Linked DNA regions of Homo sapiens: region 1 is linked to region 2. Evidence: chromatin loops called from intact Hi-C (ENCODE). Cell type or tissue: OCI-LY7. All regions are shown on one strand. Each heading gives the region's core, and the rest is flanking DNA. Links, peaks and the distances in the headings are about the cores only.

Region 1 (7,070 bases), core at 1,004-6,003, 280 kb after region 2:
CTATATTGAATGAATATTACTGAATATAATTAATATTGAATAGTCAAAGCTTTCATACTTTAAGACGAAAAGAGAAACCCAATTTTGACAACATTCTACGCTCAACTTTAGCCTGCTGTACTATCTCTACCACATTCAGTAATCACATATACATTTAACAAATATTTTTCGAGCACCTACTATGTACCACATCAAAGTTGGTGCTCCAACAATAATGAAATGATTAAGTAGAATTTTTACATAGGAAAAGGGGGAAACAGAACAGCACTTTTTGGTACGTATCTACTTATGGAGTTCTTAATGGGGTACATTTTCTCATTTAATCCTCCTATTATCACTATTTTGTAGATGAGAAAACAGGCTCAGAAAGGTGTATAACTTGTCCAAAATCATCCAACTAGAAAGTGACAGAACTAGATCCAAACCCAGATCTACCTGGTTAAAAAAACCCACTTGCAAGACAATTCAAATTTCTACAAAGACTTCAAAGCAACCTAGAAAACATTTATGACAAGTAGGAAAGTGAAAATATAAAAGTGTTTACTAGATTAAAACCACAAAAAAGTATGTTTGCATGTGGACAAACAGCAAAAGGAAATCATTGCGTAAGTGCAGTTGATAGCAACATTAAAAGAAATTTATACAATACAACAAAGGGTACAGAAAAAAATCAGTTTAAGTCGGATAAAACAAATACCAGTGTCAACTTTGTATTTTTCACTATGTAAAATGAGCAGAAATGAGTTTGATATATGGTATGCTTGATACAGAAATTGAAGACTTTCAAGAAAAGCTTTAGTTATAAGTAATCTGAGCTTCCACATCCTATAAGGTCAATTATTTTGTTATCATCAATACTTCAAACAACAAAATGCTATCATTAAATATGACCTACCCAAATGTATAACTGGAACTAAAACTTGAAATTTACATACATAATTTAGCAAAAGGTCATAGCATGGTCACTAAGTATAATTTAACCAATTATATAGTTTTTGTGTTTTCTTCACCATACTCAGTGACCAGGTACTTTATCCTTTATATTTATGGCTTTCAACTTATTTCTCTACTTAAGAATGTCAAGTTCTGACTAACATTCATTAATGCAAAAACTTGGTAGGAACATGAATTTCAGTAGTTTCTTGAATGTCTCAGGTCTGATCAGTGAAAAGAAACAAAACATCCAGGAGGGATGTTTTAAATTAGAACAAGAAATATTTTACAACAGAGAGAATAGTACTTTTACTAAACATTGGACTTAATTGCAATATGCAGTCACTTGGCCTGAGAACACTAATAAGTATTTGACTTTTTAAAAAATGCAAGAATGTGAAAAAAATAGCAAACTAGCAATAATCCTAGAAAAGTACATGTGTTAAACATCACTATTTCTCCAATTTCTAAGATAGCTGGTGCCTAATAATTGGTTAGAAAAACCTACAAAACTACTCTTGGGTTTTGTCAAATTATTACTGATAGTACAAAGTATTTGCACCTTGAAGAAACAAGCAACATTCTAAAGAAAATCAGTGCTTACTTGATAATCATTTCTCTTAATATTTGGAACATCCATGTTGTGAGTAGAAGGACAAATATCTTCATATTTTTTGCCCGTGAAAATATCAATTCCAACAAGGTGAACCTAACAGAGGAGAACAGGAAACCTGTTTAATCTCTGCCAAGTATATCACTCATTACACACACAAGAGCACAATACCAATGCTGATTACAACAGATTCTTTTTCTCCTCCTTCCAAGGTCATCTAATTTTACTTAAAAAAAAATGTAGTGGTCTTACAATTAAGAGGCAGTAAACAACTAAACAGTATCACGACATGTCAAGACCCAATATAGACCAGTGATTCAATTATGAGATTACACAAGAAAAATAAAGTGTAGATTTCTTAGAATTGCTAGAACAGGTTTTCTCATCTGTAAACTAAATAGATCTTATAGGTCACTAGGATTCAGGAAAGTTTCAGTTCCCAGTTAATGAACATTGTAAGGGCCCAAGAAGGGAATGCTACCTTTAAGTATTCAACGTAATAACTGATTACCCAGTAATTGTGGGAAGGAAAAAATAGTGCTTATTACAAAATTTTAAGTATAGAAATCTCATGATCTGTAACGGAATACAAATGATCAAAGTCCCAACGCCGAAGCCAAAGCCTGATCTGCAAGGGTACTTACCTTGGCATGACCATGCTTTCCAGTTTTGGAAGTTGACATCTCCACTATTTTGCATGGTCGTCCTTTGAGCACCACGAAGCCGTTTTTGCGCAAGGCCGAGCACTGCATAGGGTAAGTGCTGGAAGCCCCGGCATCTCCAGTAGTGAAATCAATTTCGTCTGCCATGGTGGGCAGGGGAGATGGTAGTTTTTCCGTGGGAACTACACAAAAAGTTTGTGTTTGCTTTTTAACAACGGGTATGTAGGCAGGGAAACGTCTCATTTCGGACAAGTTATGTGCCAAGCATCATGGGCCCGTTATTTCTGCATGTAAGGAACACCCACCCTAGACTAGTGGCCACTTTCTAACTCTGGCCTCTACAAACTTTTCCAGCTACTGCTTGGGGAGGTGGGATGAGAAGTCGCAGAGGAGCTCGCTGAGGGTGGGGACACCCGCCCTGGGCGCTCCTCCGTGCTGGAAACAGCAGGTTGCGGCCCCCATCGCCCCACCGCAGAAGCCGGCGACCTTCCCCCGCCGCCCAGCCCTCGGCCGCCGCCCCGAACCCTACTGCGGGGGACCCAGCCCAGGCCGCAGGTCCCCGCGAAGGATGCGGGGTAACAGAACCTGGCCAGCAGCACCCGGCCCTCTGCTAGCTGGCGCGCACCCCGCCCTCCACCCTTCAACGTCGCCGCCGCGGCCGCACAGGCGCCCCCTGTTCTGCCGGCATCCAGGGCTCAGCTCGGCCCGGCCCGGCCCCACTAGGGCCTGAGCCCCGGCGGGTCCCGCGCTCGCCTCTGTTCCCCCATCCATTCTCCTTCTTTCTCTCGGTCAGCGCTCAGTTCTGGGCGCCTTCCCCGGCCCTGCCTCACTCTGGCCCCATCCCCACCAGCTTTTCCCCACCAGCTTTTCCCCAGGTCTTCACCTTTCAGCTGGCAAAGAGCGCCTTTCGTCTGCGCACCCGCGCTGGTCCCCTACAGCAGCGGCGCCGGCAGCGGCGGTGGCGGCCGCGGCAGTTCCAAGAGACGGGGCGGGGCCGCCACACTTTCCACACCCCAGCCTCCCCGCCCTTACCCGCCCCCACTCAGCCCTATTTCCGGGATAGGCCCCGGAGCGTCACAGGCACCGCCCTCTCGGGCTACCATTGGCTACCAGATTCCCGAGGCTCCGCCCAGTCACGTGAAGAGCGCCCTGGCAACCCCACGTGCTGCGGATTAGTGCACTTCCGGCGTGGAGCGCACTTTCAGCAGTCTGGTTGCCGAGGGTGAGCTCGCTGGCAGAGGAACTTGCGCCTTCCAACTCTTAGGTTTGTTGCGTTCGGGTCGCAGTCGACTTTAATGGGAACCAAGCAAAGCACCCAATGGCCCCTGCCATCAGGTGCGTGGCAGTTATCACATGACGATCGTCAGAACTCGCGAGGCGCGCAGATTCAGCGAGTGCCAGTGTGGCTGGCTGTGAAGCGAACTTTGGGTTCGAGCTTCTGGTTCAGCTTGCAGCCTTTCTTGGGGTTCGAACCTCCTCCTGGTCCTTAAAGAAGAATTCAGGTGCAGTATTTTATTACCCAGCTCGGCACCGCAGGTCCTGAGGACCCCCCATTCACCCCTTGGTGAGATTTTTGGCAGCGACTGCCGCCGGATGCCCCTGTAGAGTCAGCACTGCTCCCTGGGGTGGGAACTCCCGAAGCGTCCGCCAGCTAACAAGCCAGCAGTGAAATGAATTAACCCACTTCTCACACCAAAGGCTGTTGGGAAGTTGTGGAGGCGAAGGGTGTCTGACTCCTACGGCATTGTGGGTCCAGAGAGGTGTTCTGCCGACTCATCCATTCTTTCCTCCTGGCATTGGCATTCCTTAGAGTTTGGGGTTTAACCCTGGCACATTAGAACGCTTGGATGGTCTTCAAAATTGACCTAGAGCTTGTAGACTGCCATAGAAAGGTTCTTAAAAGAGATGTGCTCCCCCTTCACAGTTTCATTTCGCAACCTACCGCAGTATCCTATCTTGGGGAGGTGATCTAGGAAATTATTTCCCATCCCACACCCGCATTTATGTGGTAACTTTGATTTCCTATTGCTGTCTCATGAATAATCCCATATCTCACATTCCTGTATGACTCTACAGTTTACACATATCTTTCAAACAGGTCCAATTTAACTTTCGCAATAAGTTACTGCCCTCTCATGTACTGAATTCAGCCTCTAGCTAATATACAAAGGAGCCATTACAGCAGTGGCTCATGCCTGTAATCCCAGCACGTTGGGAGGCTGAGGCAGGTGGGTTCCCTGAGCTCAGGAGTTCGAGATCAGCCTGGGCAGCATCGTGAAACCCCGTCTCTACCAAAAATACGAAAACTTAGCTGGGCATGGTGCTGTGCACCTGTGGTCCCAGCTACTAGGGAGGTTGAGGTGGGAGGATCACTTGAGCCTGGGAGGTGGAGACTGCAGTGAGCCGAGATCCGGCCACTGTACTCCAACCTGGCTGACAGAGTGAGACCACCCCCCCCACCCCCAACACCCCAAAAAGAAAGAGCCAGATTAGAATCTTGGTTCATTAGCTCTTTCTGCTTTTCCTTATACCTCCTAACTTTTCCCTATTGTTTTTACAATGATCGCTAATAGTATTTAGTATTTATATAGGCAGGTAGTGTACTAAATTTTTGATGTGCATTATTCCTTTGTTTGTCACTGCTGCTTTCTATTTTTAACCTTGTTAAGTTATTCATATAAAGAAAAATTTGTCCCTTTTCTTTTTATGAGTTTTGAAAAACATATCTTGATCATCTGCTATGATCAAGATATGGAATATTTCCCTCATTCCAAAAGTTTTCTAGTGGCTTTTTGTTCTCAGTTTCCTCCCTCTACACCCAGCCCCTGGCAAATATTAACAGTACTTTTTTAACCTGCATTTTTAGTTACGGAAAAAGGAGAAAAGCAATTTGCCCCAGATTACAAAGCTAGTAAGTTGGAAAACCAAGGTTGGAACCTAGGCAGTTTGGTTCCAGAGTCACTGCTCTACCTACCACCATATACTGCATTCACAAAAGATTTGGGTTTGGAATCAAATGACTGAGCATTACTCATTCAATAAATACAGTCAGTTCTCCTGAAGTCAGTAAGAACACTGAATTGGCAAATACTAAACCATTGCTCCTAGGGGAAATACAGGGTTAGGTTCCTCTGAGCCTCTGGGCCACAACATTGGTTAATATGTGATTTTTAGTGTGTTTCCATTTAAAGACACCTGATTTCCTATATATTGTTGGTTCATTAACATTAAACTCATGGCCAACAGCAATGTAATTCATACCTGAAGGTAGCTTATCTAACATATGCTCTCTGTAAGGCACACTGTAGCTTTCTTGTGTTTTGGAACATTAGACAGCTCTTCAGCACAGTGCTTGGGGGCCATTTTGAATGGTGAAATCACCAACAAAAAGCACAACAATGCAAAAACTGGCAATAAATAGACTGAAAAGAATACTGGTTAACAGTTTGACGACTGAAACAAGAAGGCAGAGCATGGCTGAGTTTGACCTCAGCTAAATGTGCGTTAGATGGCACGAGTCTCTGTGCATGTTCACAAATGACTTCAAAAGCACTGCAAGTATTGATTTTAAGATTATAAGTAAATTATGTCAAGTATGCAAATTTGCAAATATGGAATCCAAAAATAATGAAGATTGACTATGTGTACTTTAGCAGCCTTACCTCTGGTATTACTGTGTTGACCAAGACAGCCTCTGGTTCCTAAGGTGCTTGCAGTCTATTGCAGAAGACAGTCTAGTAATTTTAAAATATGAAACAAATGCTAGTAAAGAAATAACTATAAGGCACTGAAAAAAGGGGCTTATTTAGGCTAGGTGGTGTCCAATTAAAATATGATACAAGCCACATATAGTTTTGAGTTTTCTTTTAGACACATAAAGTTAAAAAATGAAACTAATTTCAATAGTATATTCTGTTTAACTGAATATGTCCAAAATATTATTTCACATGTAACCAATATAAAAATATTACTAAGATATTTTACTTTTTATCCATACTAAGCCTTCAAAATCTGGTGTATTTTACACTTTCAGTACATCTAAATTCAGACTAGCTATAATTCAAGTGCTCAATAACTAGGCATAGTTGGTGGCTATCATATTGGGCATCATAGGTCTAGAAGGTTCAGGAACTGCTTCTCTCGGGGGATATCAGTTTGAGATTTGAAAGACAAATAGAAGTTAGCAATGGAGAGGAGTTTAGAAAGGGCACTTTAGGCAAAGGAAATGGGGTTACAGAGGTGTATTGTGACAGAATCGTGGCACCATTTGTACTGTAAATGGCGTAGTATGATGGTGTGTACTGTAAAGATGGGTGAATTCGGACTTTCTCCCAAGGGCAATAGAGAAGCATTGAGACAGTACATACAAGAAAATGATAAATTTTTTATTATTTTTAAATTTTTTTAATTAAATTTTTTTTTGAGATGGAGTGTCGCTGTGTTGCTCCAGGCTGGAGTGCAGTGGTGTGATCTCGGCTCATTGCAACCTCCACCTCCCAGGTTCAAGCCATTCTCCTGCCTCAGCCTCCCGAGTAGCTGGGAGTATAGGTGCCTGCCACTACGCCTGGCTAATTTTTTTTTTTTTATGTATTTTTAGTAGAAACGGGGTTTCACCATGTTAGCCAGAATGGTCTTAATCTCCTGACCTTATGATCTGCCTGCCTCAGCCTCCCAAAGTGCTGGGATTACAGGTGTAAGCCACTGTGCCTGGCCTTTTTTTTTTTTTTTTTTTAATTTAGACTATTCTAGTTGTGATATGGAGTATTTTTTAGGAGGAGAAAATATTGGAAGTAGGAAATCAATTAGACATAATAATGTTGAACAAACATGATGAATGAGAAGATTGCAGAGTTATAAGGGAA
Region 2 (7,070 bases), core at 1,287-6,286:
TTCTCCATTCCTGTAGCTGAAACTCTGCTTGCACAGAGGTAGAAGGAGCACAGTGGCATGCCTCAATCAGATTAGGTTAATCAGGTTGATTTTCTAGCAACTAGCTAAAAGTGTCAATGACTAATGGCCTTCTTTAATTAATTAACTTAATCAGCAAATATTTATTGGGCATTTATTATGTGCTGGATGTGGCATACATAGGGAAAAAATAACCGAGACCTCTGCTCCCTTACAGTTTACAATCTAGACAAGGTATAGCATAGTAATCAAATAAGCAATAAATAAAATAATGACAACTTTTAGTAATTATTAAGAAAGATTCAGGGCACTATCACAGATAGCAATGAAGTTGGGAAATTCTTTACATAGCGAATGAGAGGAGGCTTCTCTGTAAGAGTAAGTCACGTTGACACTGAAACTTGATGGAGAGGAAAGAGTCAGCCACACAAAGAGCAGGGGAAATAGGGGCCAGCAGGAGCAAAGGCTCTGAGGCATGGTGTATGCTTGAGATGACTAAGACCACTGGGACTGTGGTGCAGGGGGCAGCAGGCAACGTGGCCTGGGCGAGGTGGAGAGGAGGGCATGGGTCTTACCATGCACGGCCCAGAACACCACGGCGGGAGCCTGAATTTCATTCAAGGTACAATGCAAAGCCAGGTAAAAGTCTTAAGCAGGAGAATGGTGTAATTCAAATCGTGTTTTAAAAAGAACTTTTGGCCACTGCGTGGACGACAGATTGGAGGAGGGCAAGAATGGAAGTTGAAGGAATAATTAGAAGGTCGTTGGTGTTGCTGCACGAGAAGAGACCTTGGCTGGAATCTGAGTGGTGGCAGTGGAAGTGGAGACTAATCACGGGTATGGGGGCTGGAGCTGCTGGCTGAAAGGACTGTGAAGAATGAGAGAAAAGCAAGTTGCCAATCATGACTCCCAGGTTTCCAGGCAAGCTCCACATTTAGAAGTGAGAGGCAGGAAGGCAAGAGGTCTCTCCTGGATATTTAAGTTGGAGATGCCTTGTGGGACATCCGAATGGAACTATCCGCGTGGCAGTGAGATATAGGAGTCTCAGGTCGATATTATCAGCCTGGCAATATTCAAAGCCCGAGGACTGGATGAGACTCAAGGAGAGTGTGTAGTTGGGGAAAAGAAGGAGCCCAGGACTGAGTCAGTAACTTCTCAGAGATGTGCAATCATGACCAGAAGTAAATCCCCAACTGGTGGAAAGTCAAGCTCTCTGATGATTTGTAGTGTATGTTTTTACTATTAAATAATCCCTCAGTGGTCAGAGAAACTATCCAGAGAAATTATTTTCTTTCAGGTCTTTCAGTTTCTCTCTGCCTACCTCTCCTAGTTCTGGTATCACCTAACCCTTAGGGATCCTCCTACAGGGAAAGAGGGGGAAATGTGGGTAAGGTTTTTCATGCTCTGTGACCATGTAGGCTGTCACCTTAAGTGGTTCTTTGATCAAGGGAAACCCATCAGGTCTCAGTCAATCCAAGAGATGATATGTTTGCTTTGGAAAAGAAAGCGATCTAACATTTAAAATCTCTCCAACTGGAAAATGAAATGGAATATTTCCAGGCTTCCAAGCATGCATATGCCCAGAAATACCCTACTAATGCTGCACTTTCCTCTACTCTGAAGAAATTAGATAGACTTATTTCCCAGGATTACGTTTAGTTTGAGACACTGCATCTGTAAAGGCTCAGTTCATGCTATATTGTGAATGACCATAAAAAAGGCAGGAGGCCCTGTAAATTAGGGTTACAGGTTTTGTATTGGCATAGGAAACCCAAATTCTACATTTAAGCCACCGCCTCCTCATGGCCAAATAACAACAGACTGAAATATGTGTTAAATAATGGATAAAGCTTGCTCTTCTGTAAAGATTGATTTTAAGGACAAGAACTAGAGGATGCTATGAATTCAGTGGGAAAAGACACTGTTTAATCTTTTCTGAAAAATATCTGATGAGACAAACACACGTTATTTTCTGATTATGCCTCCTCTCCGTCTGACATTTTGTGCCTGATTTATGTAAAGAAGTGTTTCAATGCACTGTTTGTGATTTCAGTGAATTGAGGCAAAAACTCTTTTTCCTAGAATGTCAAGATTCATAGATTTTTGGGTCAGAAAGAGCTTTTGAGAGAATTCAGGCCATCTCTCTTATTTTCTGAAAATGAAAAGAGAGAGATAAAGGACCTGGCCAAAATTAACACTGTGATTAGAGAGATAGGCCTGCCATCCAGAACTCATGCATGATTGACAACACTGCTTTTCCCACAATTTGAATTCAAACCCATAGAAAACTGCTACTGAAACAATGAAGTAGAATTTCAGTTTTTTGGTTAACTGTTCATTTTTTACAAGGTTGAACTTTATTCTAAAAAAACTAATCGTATTAAAAATGTTGGGGGTCCAGAAACAGTAGCTTATGCCTGTAATGCCAGCACTTTGGGAGGCTAAGATATGAGGGTTGCTTTAGGCCAGGAGTTCAAGACCAGCCTTGGCAACTTAAAGAAACCTTGTCTCTACAAAAATAATAATAATAAAAATTTTTTGGAACATAAGAAAAAGAAAAAAATCACATGCATGCAATCACTGTTAGCATTTTAATGTATTTCCTTCTAGATTTTCTTTTCTGGGCATATTTAAACATGATGATTATTTAGTGTATACTTAATTTCATGTTTTCCGTTAATATAAGCATTTCTAATGGATGCAGAATGTTCTTGCAAATGAATATGCTATAATTTATTGAATCTTTCTGTGGTTGTTGGGCATTTAGGATGATTCCAATTATTTGCTATTATACATAACAATGTTGTATGATATATAAACATCTTATGACATATAGCTTTTTCGATAGATTATACCCTTAATATGGAACTTCAGAAATAGAATTAGAGAGTCATGGATTTTACTACTAAAATTGCCACAGAGTCAGCCCAGTTCAATATATCTTCTGCCAAAGCAAGCACTACAACATTAAATATTAACATTAAAAATATGTGCCAGTTTCCTCATTGAAAATGGCACTTGTTTGAGTTCTTGTTTCTTTTAGGGCTGAGTTCACTCTTTCTACCTTAACCATTTTAGCTTTTTAAATTGCTTATCATTCCCTGAACACAACAGCCTAGTCCATAGATCTTGTTTACAGTTCTCTCTTGCTAAAATTGGAACCCTTTGTGGATGAGGTTTGTGTTCTACTAATCTACATATTTTCAGGATCTTGTGTGGTACTTGGCACAGAGTGGGTGCTTAATAAGTATTTAACAAATGAATGAATAAATGAACGAGTAAATAAAGTTGAACATTCCCCCCATGTTTGTTTAGTAACTGTGATTTCTTTCTTTATTTTATTTTATTTTTTTCAAGACAGAGTCTCACTCTGTCGCCCAGGCCAGGCTGGAGTGCAGCAGCGCAATCTCGGCTCACTGCAACCTCTGCCTCCTGGATTCAAGTGATTCTCTTGTGTCAGCCTCCTGAGTAGCTGGGATTACAGGTGTGCACCACCACTCCTGGCTAATTTTTGTATTTTTAGCAGAGACAGCGTTTCACCGTGTTGGCCAGGCTGGTCTCAAACATCTGACCTCAGGTGATCCGTGCGCCTCAGCCTCCCAAAGCGCTGGGATTACAGGCATGAGCCACCACGCTGGGCAGTAACTGTGATTTCTGGATGCATCATTTGGTTTATGTCCTTTGTCCATCTACTTGTTGGTATCAGATTTTTATTAGTTTTTATTAGTGTTTGAAAATAAGAGGATATTTACACTTCACTTGTCACATTTGGGTTAATAATTCTTTCTAGTCTATGGTTTGCTTATTATTTTCTGTGGGTCTGATATTAAAGGGGAAAAATAAAGGGCAGAAGTTAGGCTAATAAAAGTGTCATCTAGTGCATTTTCTCTACCTCAGAAGGTGGGGAACAATGAAAGTGCTCGTGCAGAGAGAAATGAGTTCTGTGAAAATTAGACAATTTGGTTACTCTATTTAAACAGACCACATGGGGTTGTTCATGTGAAAACAAATGTGTTGACCACATTTCAGGCCCTCTGAAGCTGAAAATGTCAACCAACCCCTGTGTGCAGAGAAAAAGAAATTCCACTCATCCGTACAGAGAGGTTGGTTTCAATTAAAAACCACACCGAGTGTGGCTGAGTAATTTCTTAATGTATTCCATTTGTAAATGAGAAGTGAAAAACACTCATTAGTAATTCTTGAATCCTTGGTGAATCAGCAATGTCCGCAGAAAACAAACATATACCACTCTGCTTACATTGAAAGGAGAACAAAGACACACCTTTTTTTCCTTTGTCTTTCAGAAATGCTTTTCATGTTTTAAAAAAATATATAAAAAATGGTATCATCACGTTGTCCCTCTGGGTCTGTTGTTGCATTTGCAAATTTTAATACTTTTCTGGTTAATATTTTATAAAGTGGATGCACTCATAAAATAGAAGTTGTCAGGAGCCTTCGGGATAATATCAGCCCCCTCTGGTCACCTAGGGTGAAAGCTGAAGCCACATGGCTGGAAATAAAGAAGTTCCATTTCCCAAAATTTGGGGACTTATTCTCTGGCAGGAGATTCACAGGCAAAAAGCCAAAACCAAAGCCCCCAAACAACCATTTTCCCTGCTGGAAAAAAGCTTCTCGAGGCTAGGGATTCATAATGGACACATCAACGTGCCCCCAGAACAGGTCCAGCACCGAGGAGGTGGTTCTGAACACACGTTAGAAAGAATAAACCACTGGGGCAGCCCGGTCATGAACTGTGAGCTGGATATTTCCCATGTGTGCCCCTAGATCCACTCTCCACCCTCAACCTGCTGCTCTCTGCCCTAGGCTGACCCCATAGGCCACTTCAATGGGATACCTTGACCTCTGGCTTATCAGGTAACTTCAGCCTATGAGGCGCCCCAGAGGAGTTTGGAGGGAAGAAGCAGATGAGGCTGGGGTGTTTATTCTTTTGACTTCTCCCCTGTGGAATGGCCTCCAGTGGGGCTTTCTGGAGGTCACAGCTCCACACCTCCTGCCAAGTAGACCCTCTCCTAGTGATCCTCCCTTACCTGGTTCTTGTAACACTCTGACCTTCATCCTAGGAGTACTGTGCTATCCCATACTCTGCCTACACCTTCATAAATGTCCCTTTATTATGCTGTCCTTGAATTGCCCTAATTTCAATGTGCCATCTATTTTTTTTCTGGGACATGACCAATACAGACATTGATAGACATATTCATGTTGGTTTAATGGCTGCGTCCTAAAATTCAACCTGCAATCTGCTCAACAAGCTGTGTACCCCAGAGGTTGAGGTGCCTTTTCCTAATGCTTACCCAGGAGAGATTAGGCTGGTGCCTTGGGCTGAATGTATGTATATGAGCCTCAACTTTAAACTAAGTTGAAAAGAACTAAGTTAAAAAAAAATTCTGAGGGGCCAGGTGCGGTGGCTCGTTCTTGTAATCCCAGCACTTTGGGAGGCCAAGGTGGGCAGATCGTGAGGTCAGGAGTTTGAGACCAGCCTGGCCAGCATGGTGAAACCCGTCTCTACTAAAAATACGAAAATTAGCTGGGTGTGGTGGTGGGTGCCTGTAATCCCAGCCACTTGGGAGGCTGAGGCAGGAGAATCTCTTGAATCCGGGAGGTGGAGGTTGCAGTGAGCTGAGACTGCGCCATTGCACTACAGCCTGGGTGACAGAGCGAGACTCCACCTCAAAAAAAGAAAAAAAAAGGAAAAAAAATATCTCAGAGATTCATTTTCTCTTCTTTGCCCCTTCTGTGAGTTGTGGCTTTTGCTTGCAGCCTGAGCAAGTCATCTCTATCCAAGCTGCAGCCACAGAAGCAGAAACAAAGGGGACTCCAATTGGTCTCCAAGGACTGACTACTTTGGCTGATCCTACAGAAGCAGAAAGACCACAAACCAAAGACAACAGTCCCTCTGGTCATTTGGTGATTTGTGGCTGTTTTTACCTGTTCTTTTGGTTGTGTTTTCATGCAGATCTGCCCTCTTCAACTCACTGGAGCGTTGTGTGATACAGGACCAGCTGCATGTCTGCAGAACCTGTTTTCATTTCTGTCTTTAGCATAGATGATAGAAATGACTCTAAAGGACAAAGTATACCTCAATGCAATAAAACCATCTGCCCTATCTAATTTCCCCTCCCTTCAGGGATGTGAGACCCAGTCTTGTGGGGTGTGTTTAGAGTCTCAGCTTCTTTATTGTTCAAATTTCCTTGCCAACCATTGCTGGTGATTTTAACTGACTTCACAACTTCTGCCTCAGTACTCGGAATGCTCTCCAGTAAAGATACAGCAAATTGCACATGGAAAAGCAATGTGTCACTCCGTTCAATGTTTCTGTCTTCAATGACTGAGGGTGTGTTGCATATGGTGAATAAAGGAGACATTCATCTTTCCTCATCCACATAAAGGAATTGGCAGTTAACTGGGTTACTAGACCAGGCTAAGGCCTCTAAATCTGACTTGATTGTTCAGTTCACATATTGCTTCCCATTTTTCTCTTCCCTGTGCATTCAGAAACCCATCTAATCCTGACTATTAAGCTCTTTGTACAGCGTGAGCTTTCCCCTATAATGCTAAACTCAAGCTGATTTTAGATGAGAATCCAACAGATCCTTTCAAGCAGCACTCAATTCAGTGAAATCTCCATCTGCAGACAGTCCTTGCTGCTGAAAGAGACTGGCTAGATTTGAGCAGCAATAATTACTTTCAAACGAATTTCCCATCTCCAGGTGTTTGCATCTCACTAATTATTTTCAAGGTAAATTGATTTTGCTTGGCAGTATCTTCCACTTCCACCTTGCAATAAGCAATTTAACATGAAATTGCTGACCTATAATTGTTCTACCCAACCATGAATTCCTAATCCTTCTGCAATTTATAGTTATGTAGTCTTTGAGCTGCAACTGAGTTTTCCACCAGCGTAATAATCACTTCCTTTATTTTTACCTATAACAAGCAGCTGGATTAGTGTAGTGCATGGGAGAGCTTCAGCTAGTCACTGAAAATTACAGAATATCAATAGCTATTGACGTGGGTGGCAACATATTACA

What was found. A loop is a pair of places that touch in the nucleus more often than their neighbours do. Peaks named below come from ENCODE experiments on the same cell type or tissue, not always from the same donor. Only the 100,000 strongest peaks of a DNase experiment are listed, where the experiment ranks them.
Region 1: it touches region 2 in a loop (16-fold over the local background); 1 of 110 quality-filtered maps calls a loop at or near these places.

Annotation. Positions count from the first base shown.
Region 1 is chr3:170,905,452-170,912,521 of GRCh38, forward strand. It overlaps EIF5A2 (eukaryotic translation initiation factor 5A2), which reads right to left and starts at 3,186. Exons shown (of 5, transcript NM_020390.6): 1 at 3,092-3,186; 2 at 2,191-2,390; 3 at 1,538-1,642. The coding sequence starts at 2,355. RefSeq lists a silencer at 2,707-2,846. In OCI-LY7, for the core only: a CTCF peak has its summit at 2,881; DNase peaks (open chromatin) are centred at 2,400 and 3,310; H3K4me3 peaks cover 2,542 bases; H3K27ac peaks cover 617 bases.
Region 2 is chr3:170,628,885-170,635,954 of GRCh38, forward strand. All of the region lies in intron 2 of SLC7A14-AS1 (SLC7A14 antisense RNA 1), which reads left to right. Among named protein-coding and RNA genes, the nearest start is that of SLC7A14, 46 kb to the left of the region's middle. RefSeq lists enhancers at 4,120-4,169, 4,230-4,309, 5,631-5,840. In OCI-LY7, for the core only: no CTCF peak of the experiment used is centred there; DNase peaks (open chromatin) are centred at 4,077 and 6,017; H3K27ac peaks cover 1,867 bases.